2 separate regions of the Homo sapiens genome follow, and region 1 is linked to region 2. The links are chromatin contacts, found by Hi-C in ENCODE. All regions are on one chromosome and are shown on one strand. Each heading gives the region's core, a stretch centred on a gene start or an enhancer-like site at or near the end of the contact. The rest is flanking DNA. Distances are from core to core; before and after follow the strand shown. Region 1 has its middle 26 kb from the start of PRF1. Region 2 overlaps LRRC20 (leucine rich repeat containing 20).

What was found. Hi-C counts contacts between places; a loop is a spot of excess contacts on that map. Pooled maps may share reads with other maps.
Region 1: a pooled map shows a loop between it and region 2 (13-fold over the local background). The contact joins two enhancer-like sites. A Hi-C loop is called at or near these places in 2 of 37 single-sample maps with no recorded cell type and 4 of 50 pooled maps.

The regions. Positions count from the first base shown.
Region 1 is chr10:70,574,601-70,578,680 of GRCh38, reverse strand. No RefSeq gene overlaps it. Among named protein-coding and RNA genes, the nearest start is that of PRF1, 26 kb to the left of the region's middle. RefSeq lists an enhancer at 2,209-2,338. Within about 2 kb of position 2,265, at least 13 of the 41 ENCODE cell types and tissues checked have a DNase peak (open chromatin) inside an H3K27ac peak, as active enhancers do.
Region 2 is chr10:70,353,542-70,357,273 of GRCh38, reverse strand. The region is part of intron 2 of LRRC20 (leucine rich repeat containing 20); the gene reads left to right. Among named protein-coding and RNA genes, the nearest start is that of LRRC20, 27 kb to the left of the region's middle. RefSeq lists enhancers at 1,399-1,608, 1,829-1,928. Within about 2 kb of position 1,698, at least 7 of the 41 ENCODE cell types and tissues checked have a DNase peak (open chromatin) inside an H3K27ac peak, as active enhancers do.

The sequences.
Region 1 (4,080 bases), core at 1,016-3,515, 220 kb before region 2:
GGCGGATGTGGGAAAAGGAAAGAATAGCCAAGAGGGGGTGCAAAGTGAAACTCAGAAGGCCCATAGATAATCTACCAGTGTGACTCAGAGAACACAAGCCATTTCCCATTCTTGTGGCTGTAGAGGGGAACCTCTTGAAAGTACACAGGGGTTTAAATAACATCAAGTCAGAGAACCACAAGAATTTGACGGAGGGCTTTCAAAGTCATCATGCTTTCCCCTTAGTCTCCTCCCCGAGTCACCCCAGCCTGGGCACTCTTCCAGGATCTACCTTTCTCTCCTCTCAACCTGTCATCGAAAATGGCAGAGAGGATTACCATATCCAGCCCTGAAACAAGCAAGGATTTGGCATCAGACACGGGTATCTCTAGCTGTAAAATAACACCTTGTGGTATTGTTGGAGGGTTGAACGAGATGATGACTGTAAAAGAAACCAGATATAATGCTTGACAAAGTAAGTAATCTAATAAAGGACATCATAAAATAAGCAAAGGTTATTGATCTGAAGCTAGGTCAGCTCCAGCATAGACTGAGACACACAGGAATGGAGAGGACAGGCTCTAAGACAGCATGTATATCTAATGGTATTTTAAAGCTAAAAAATAAATGCAACATATATGATAAAGTTATCATCTTAACAAATCAATAGGAAAGGGGTCAAGTGTGGTGGCTCACCCTGTAATCCCAACACTTTGGGAGACTGAGGTGGGAGAATCACTTGAGCCCAGAAGTTCAAGACAAGCCTGGCCAACATAGTGAGACCCCATCTCTACAAAAAAAAGAAAATTCAAAAATTAGCCGAGTGTGGTGGCATATGCCTATAGTTCCAGCTCTGGAGGCTGAGGTGGGAGAATCACTTGAGCCTAGGAGGTCGAGGGTGCAGTGAGTTATGATTGCACCACTGCACTCTAGCCTGGGTGATAAAGTAAGACCCTGACCCAGAAGCAGCATAGAATTTAAAAAAGAAAAAGAAAAGAAAAGAAAGAGAAAGGGAGAAAGGGAGAAGAAAAGGAGAAAGGCAGAAAGAAAGAAAAAGAGAGAGAGAGAAAGAAAGAAAAAGAGAGAGAGAGAAAGAAAGAAAGAAAGAAAGAAAGAAAGAAAGAAAGAAAGAAAGAAAGAGAGAAAGAGAGAGAGGGAGGGAGAGAGGAAGGAAGCGAGGAAGGAAGCGAGGAAGGGAGGGAGTGAGGGAAAGAGAAGGAGAAAGAGAAAGAGAAAGAAAGAGGAAGGAAGGAAGGAAAGAATGAAAGAAAGAAAAGAAAGAAAGAAGGAAGGAAAGAAAGAAAGAAAAGGAAGAAAGAAGAAAGAACAAAAAGAAAAAAGGAAGAGAAAGAATGAAAGAAAGAAAAAGAGGAGGAAAGAAGGAAGGAAACAATGAAAGAAGGAAGGAAGGAAAGAAAAGAAAGAAAGAAAAGGAAGAAAGAAGAACAAAAAGAAAGAAAGAATGAATGAAAGAAAGAAAGAGAGAGGAAGGAAGGAGAGAAAGAGAGAGAAAGAAAGAAAGAAGGAAAGGAAGGAAGACAAACGCCCAAACAAAAAAGTCAGCAAAGGACATAAACAATTCATAACAGAAAAAAAAATGGCCAAAACACATGAAAAAAATCCAACTTCACTATTAGTTAAAAAGAAATAAAATTGAACAAATATGAGATTCCATTCTGAGTCATAAAACTGTGGGCAGTGCTAGCAAGGCTGGGAAAGAGCATGCCCACTCACTGCTATCTGAGACTCTGAAACAGGGCATTTCTAAAGGACAAACTGAAGGTACACATGGAAAGCCTTCAAAATGAAGCTTCCCTTTGTTTAGGAGATAACCAGAGGTTTGCACTTCCATCCACAGATTTGGAGGCACCAACCCAGATGGCTACAGCCTCCTCCATCCACAGGGAAGATTAAGCAACAGTTCCCTGACCCATGACCACCATCGTGGACAGGACCTGCCCCCTCTCTTGAGATGGCAGCATAGGGCAGGGCAAGAACCAGCTCTTAGTCTGCTGGAACTGTACCATGTGAAGCTGGAAACCAGGGTGGTCATTTTCACCAAGCAGTGCCACAGCAGTGCCGGCCTTCAGAGACAAAGCAGGTGCCCAGAGAGGCTGAGACAAGGCAGAGGGTGGGTTGTTCAAGTCTGTGCAAGAAAGCTATTTGGCGAAACACCTGTGAAGAACAAAGGAGGAAACAGAAGGCAACAGGAAGGGCCTTCAAACCACAGTGTGGCTCTAATACCCACAAAAAGAGAGAGGGAAAGAGCCAGAGAAATAAAATCCTAAGCCCCTCAACTGACCAAATGGACCACCTCTTGGCCTAGGGGACCCCCGAGAAACCTTAAAAATGGAGTTCCCGGACATGATGGAACAGGAGGTTGGACAGGCCTCATTATGCCCCCTCCCCCCCTAACCATTAGGCTTTCTTCTCTAAGGGTTAAACAGAAACCACTGCTTCACGCTGGTACCAACCAACTGCCTAACACAGCCCCTCCCCTTTTGCAGCTTGACACAGCAACCGCTAAGCAGTCCCTCCTGATAAAAAAAAAAAAAAACCCTGGCCACAGAGTGGTTCTGGCCAGTCTCCAGAAGCTGCACCCAGAGGGCCTTCGTGTCCTCTGCTTCCCGTTTTAATGTAGAGGGCCTAACTGTAATATGTTTAAATGTTAAGTCTCCACCCCAAAGTGAATCTGGGACACGTGTTACATACATGTTACCCTACTACGAATGCCCTTGCCTCCCCTTTGTGAATATTCATTGCTGCTCCTATAACCTGTTGAATATGTATATCTGGACACCCTATTCAGCGTAAATCCCTGTCTTATTCTCCCCACCTTCGAAGTGTCTGTTTCTGGCTTCTGGCCAGAGGCTACGTTTCCCAGCCTGTCAGAATGACCACCCAGCAGGTTGCAACCCTTTATGAGAAATAAAGCTCTCCTTTCCAAATGTGTATGAACCTCATCTTTCCTCAGTAGACACAACAAGCCTGACACTGCAGGATAGCTCTGGGCAACTCTTGGTCAGACCAATGGGGAGGCTCCCAGCCTCGCTGCAGGATGGAGGGGCAGACACAGCCAGCTCTATATCCCTGCCCTGCTCAGTCAGCAGCCTGTGGGTGGAGTGTGCTGGATGGGGGAGCAAGGCCTTGGCACGAACACTGTGTTGGATCCAGAGGTGCAATTGCTGGAAGGTGGTCCAACTGTTCTCTCTGCAGCAGCAGCAGGTTGTCCTGAGGGGAGAAGTGAGTGGTGCACCCCTATGGAGGACACAGAGGGAGCTTCCAGGACTCCCCGGGCAGCCTCCTAGTCCCAGTCCCTGCTGCATTCCTGCCATGGTCCTCTGCTGGTCATATATATATATATATATATATATATACACACACACATATATATATATATACACACACATATATATATATATACACACACATATATATATACATATATATATACACATATATATACATATATATATACACATATATATACATATATATATATACATATATATATATATATACACATATATATATATATATATATATATATTTTTTTTTTTTTTTTTTTTGAGATAGAGTCTCTCTCTTTCACCCAGGCTGGAGTGCAGTGGCGCGATCTTGGCTCACTGCAACCTCTGCTGCCTCAGCCTCCCGAGTAGCTGGGATTACAGGTGCCTGGCACTAATTTTTATATTTTTAGTGGAGACAGGGTTTCACCATCTTGGCCAGGTTGATCTTGAACTCCTGACCTCATGATCCACCCACCTCAGCCTCTCAAATTGCTGGGATTACAGGTGTGAGCCACCGTACCATGGAGTCATATTTTTTACACTCTCCCTCTTTGCTTAAGCTAGCTGGGGCTGTTTTCTGAAATATGTCACCCAAAGGAGTCTAATTATTACCTGTACAAAGATTTGTGTTTGAAGACATTATTTGAAGTATTGTTGTAAGTTTTAACATTAAAAACCCCAATGCAAGTCTATATATCCTGTTAGAGGTTTGAATTACACAGGTGTATGCATTTGTAAAAACTCATCAAATGGGCTGGGCGCGGTGGCATACGCCTGTAATCCCAGCACTTTGGGAGGCTGAGCTGGATGG
Region 2 (3,732 bases), core at 449-2,948:
AATTCTAAGCCATTTTCATCACCCAAAAAAGAAACCCTGTACCATGCGGAGTCCTTTCCCATTTCCTGATCTCCGCCCAGCCCCAGGCCATTACCAGTCTACTTTCTGTCTCTATAGATTGCCTCTTCTGGACATTTTATGTAAATGGAATCATGCAACATTTGTCCTTTTGTGACTGGCTTCCTTCACATAGCAAAATGTTTTCAAGGTTCATTCATGTTGCAGCCCATGTCAGGATTTCATTCCTTTTTATGGCTGAATAATATTCCATTGAATGGATATATGACATGTCCTTTATCTGTTCATCAGCTGATGGACATTTGGATTGTCTCCACTTTTCAACTATTGTGAAAATGCTGCTGTGAACATTTATATACAGGTGTTTTTTTTTGTTTTGCTTTGTTTTTTGTTTTGTTTTGTTTTGAGGTGGAGTCTCATTCTGTTGCCCAGGCTGGAGTGCAGTGGCGCGATCTTGGCTCACTGCAACCTCCGCCTCCTGGGTTCAAGCAATTCTTCTGCCTCAGCCTCCTGAGTAGCTGTGACTACAGGCACCTGCCACCACACCCTGCTAATTTTTGTATTTTTAGTAGAGACGGGGTTTCACCATATTGGCCAGGCTGGTCTCAAACTCCTAACCTCGTGATCTGCCCGCCTCGGCCTCCCAAAGTGCTGGGATTACAGGTGTGAGCTACTCTGCCCAGCACTACATACAGGTTTTAAAACTTTATTTATTTGTTTTTATTTTTTTGAGACAAAGTCTCAAAAGGTCTGGCTCTGTTGCCCAGGCTGGGGTGCAGTGGCATGATCTTGGCTCACTGCAACCTCTGCCTCCCAAGCTCAAGCGATCCTCCCACCACAGCCTCCCAAGTAGCTAGCTGGGACTACAGGCATGCACTACCACACCCAGCTACTTTTTGTATTTTTTATAGAACCAGGGTTTTACTGTGTTGCCCAGGATGGTCTTGAACTCTTGAACTTAAGTGATCCTCCCACCTTGGCCTCCCAAAGTGCTTGGGTTACGGGCGTGAGCCACCATGCCCAGATTGCATACAGGTTTTTGAAAGAGCTCTTGTCCTCACTTTACTGAAGAAGAAACTGAGATTGGAGTTAAGTAACTTGCCTGAGGTCCCACAGCAAGAAAGAGTTGGCCCAAGAAAGGATTCAATTTGGATTCTGAGAAGAAGATATTGCTTTCTAGGTCTCTTGTGTGGTTAGAAGTTATTCTGACTGAGTATGATAGCCACTGGCTGGAGGGCCTCATGCTCAGCTTTCTTCTCTGAGGCCAACTCTCTGTAGCACATTATTTCCTAGAGAGGCAGGGGCTTCTGCAGCAGGACGTGAGAAGGCACCTCTGAGATGCAGGATTCGTGTGTGCGTTTGTCAGAGGGGTGTCCACACAGCCCTCTGAGCGTGCGGCTGCTCTCCCCAGCAGCTCCCGTGAGCTTTGCCCTGGCAGGACTTTAGCTCTGTTCCCTATGTCCCCATCAACACCCATCTCCACTGATCCAGGTTTTTGGGCGTTTGAGGAAAAACATACCCCAAGGGTCACTGCATGTTGGGGATGTTCCTTTCTTTAAACTGGAGATATTTGTAAGAAGTCATTAAGTGCTTGTAAAACTCTTGCACAATATACAAGTCCATGAAATAGGAAGTGAAAGAAAAAAATCCCCCTAAACCCACTGGCACTTTCAAGTTGAGTGGTTTCCCCACGTCTCAGAAGACGCGCCTTCCCGAAGTGCCTTTCTGCCCTTCTCTTCCCGACAACCCTCCCGGGCCCAGTAGCTGTGTGTGCTATTGCGGTGGGACTTTCTGGACGTATGTGGTCCTCGGTGAGCTCTTCCTCCCATGCCCTTTTCTCTATAAGGGGCATGAGACAGGAAACAGGCTCAGAAACATTGCTCTAGAGATCGGGAGTAAAACACCCCCAAAGACCTGAAAGTGGTTGTCCCTGGGGGAGGGGATTTGTCAAGAGGGAGCAAGTCCGGCTGCTTTTTGTCTTAAGCCTTTTAGAGCCAGCCAGCTCTGTAAGCACTACAACAAACAGCTTTGTTAAAGTGATGCCTAATTGTGCCCAGTGATGCACGGCACGATCCCTTGATGAGCAGTTGTTTTGCTCGCTGTCTGCATCCTGTGTGTCCCTACTTTGGAAATTGAGTGACATTTCAGAGACTGGCAGCTCAAGTCATGGGGGGCTCCTGTTTGACAGAGGGCTGTCTGAAGAGCCTTTGTTTAGTAGAATCATGGAGTCAGAGGATGTCTGGTCTGGTTGAGACCCCAAATCATCTAGTCCAAACCCTCATTTTACAGATGAGGGGACAAGGCCCATGAAGAAGTAGTGTCTCTGAGCTCCCCCTGGCTGATAGTGGAGGGGCTGGGATAAGAATTAGGCCTCCTGAGTTACAGCCCAGGGCGGCCTCCACACCGAGGGTCACGTGTGCCTCTGAGTACCAGAAGCATGAACAAAGCGAGAGAAGAGAGTGAAGAGACTCTGTCTCTGCTGCTCTGTCCTGAAATAGTCTGCTCAGAGGGGAAGCAGGAGGAACCCAGGGCACAAAAAATTTCCATGAGCGTGTAAACCTCATGCCCTTAGGCAGGCAGGAGCAGCCAGCACTCAGTTACTGTCATTACCACCCCATTATCATCATCAATACAGGAAGCAGCTACATCAGGAGGAGGCCTGGCCCCTCTAGGCCAGTGATGCTTCAGCTAAAACACAGATGCCTGGGCCTTACCCCCAGAGTTTCTGATTCTGTGGGACTGGGGTGGTGCCTGAGAATGTGCCTTTCTGACAAGTTCTGGGGTGATGCTAATGCTGTGGGTGATGCTGATGCCCTTGGAGAACCACTGCACTGGAGTAGCCCTTGCTACTTAGTGTGGTCCTTGGACCTGCTGGGTGGAAATGCAGACTCTTACGCCCCACCTAGACATGTGGCATCAGAATCTGCACGTTGGCAGTGTCCCCAGGTGTCACACTTTAGTTTGAGAGGTGATGGTATGGTGCAGAGTTCACCTGGCTGCACGTTAGAGTCACCCAGGGAGCTTTTACCCTCCCTTCCATTCCCAAGCCCCAGCCCCCACTAATTAAATCAGACTCTCTGGGAGAGAGACTTAGGCATCAAGAGTCTATAGAGCTCCCAAGGTGGCTCCTGGTTGTGGCCAAGTCCTAGAATCCACAGTGGCAGCTGCAAGGGGCCTTGGAGATGATCAGTTGCAATTTACCAAGATTTGAAAACTAAGGGCATAAGGACCCAAGGTCCCACAGACAGTAAGTGACAAATCCAGGCTGTTGATACCCTGATGACTCTTTCACCAGCTCTTTCAACTCTAAGTCCCCTTTTATATAGTTCCATGGGAACTGCAATATACTAGTGTTCCCAGGGAACCCATTGTAAATCATGGAAGATCTATCTGCTCATTGGAAACCCACCACCTCCCAATCTGTTTCAGCATGGCAGGCTGTCCTGAATGCGGGTTACATATTCTAGGGAGGCAGTGTAGCATGGTGGTTAGGAGCAAACCCTTAAGCTCAGCAGCTTACTAACCAAGACTCCTGGCTCTGTGTCTTGATTCCTCCTCTGTACAACAGGAATAGTAATAATAGTGCCCATCTCATGGATCATCTGAGGTCAGGAGTTCGAGACCAGCCTGGCCAACATGGTGAAACCCCTTCTCTACTAAAAATACAAAAATTAGTTGGGCGTGGTGGTGCATGCCTGTAGTCCCAGCTACTCA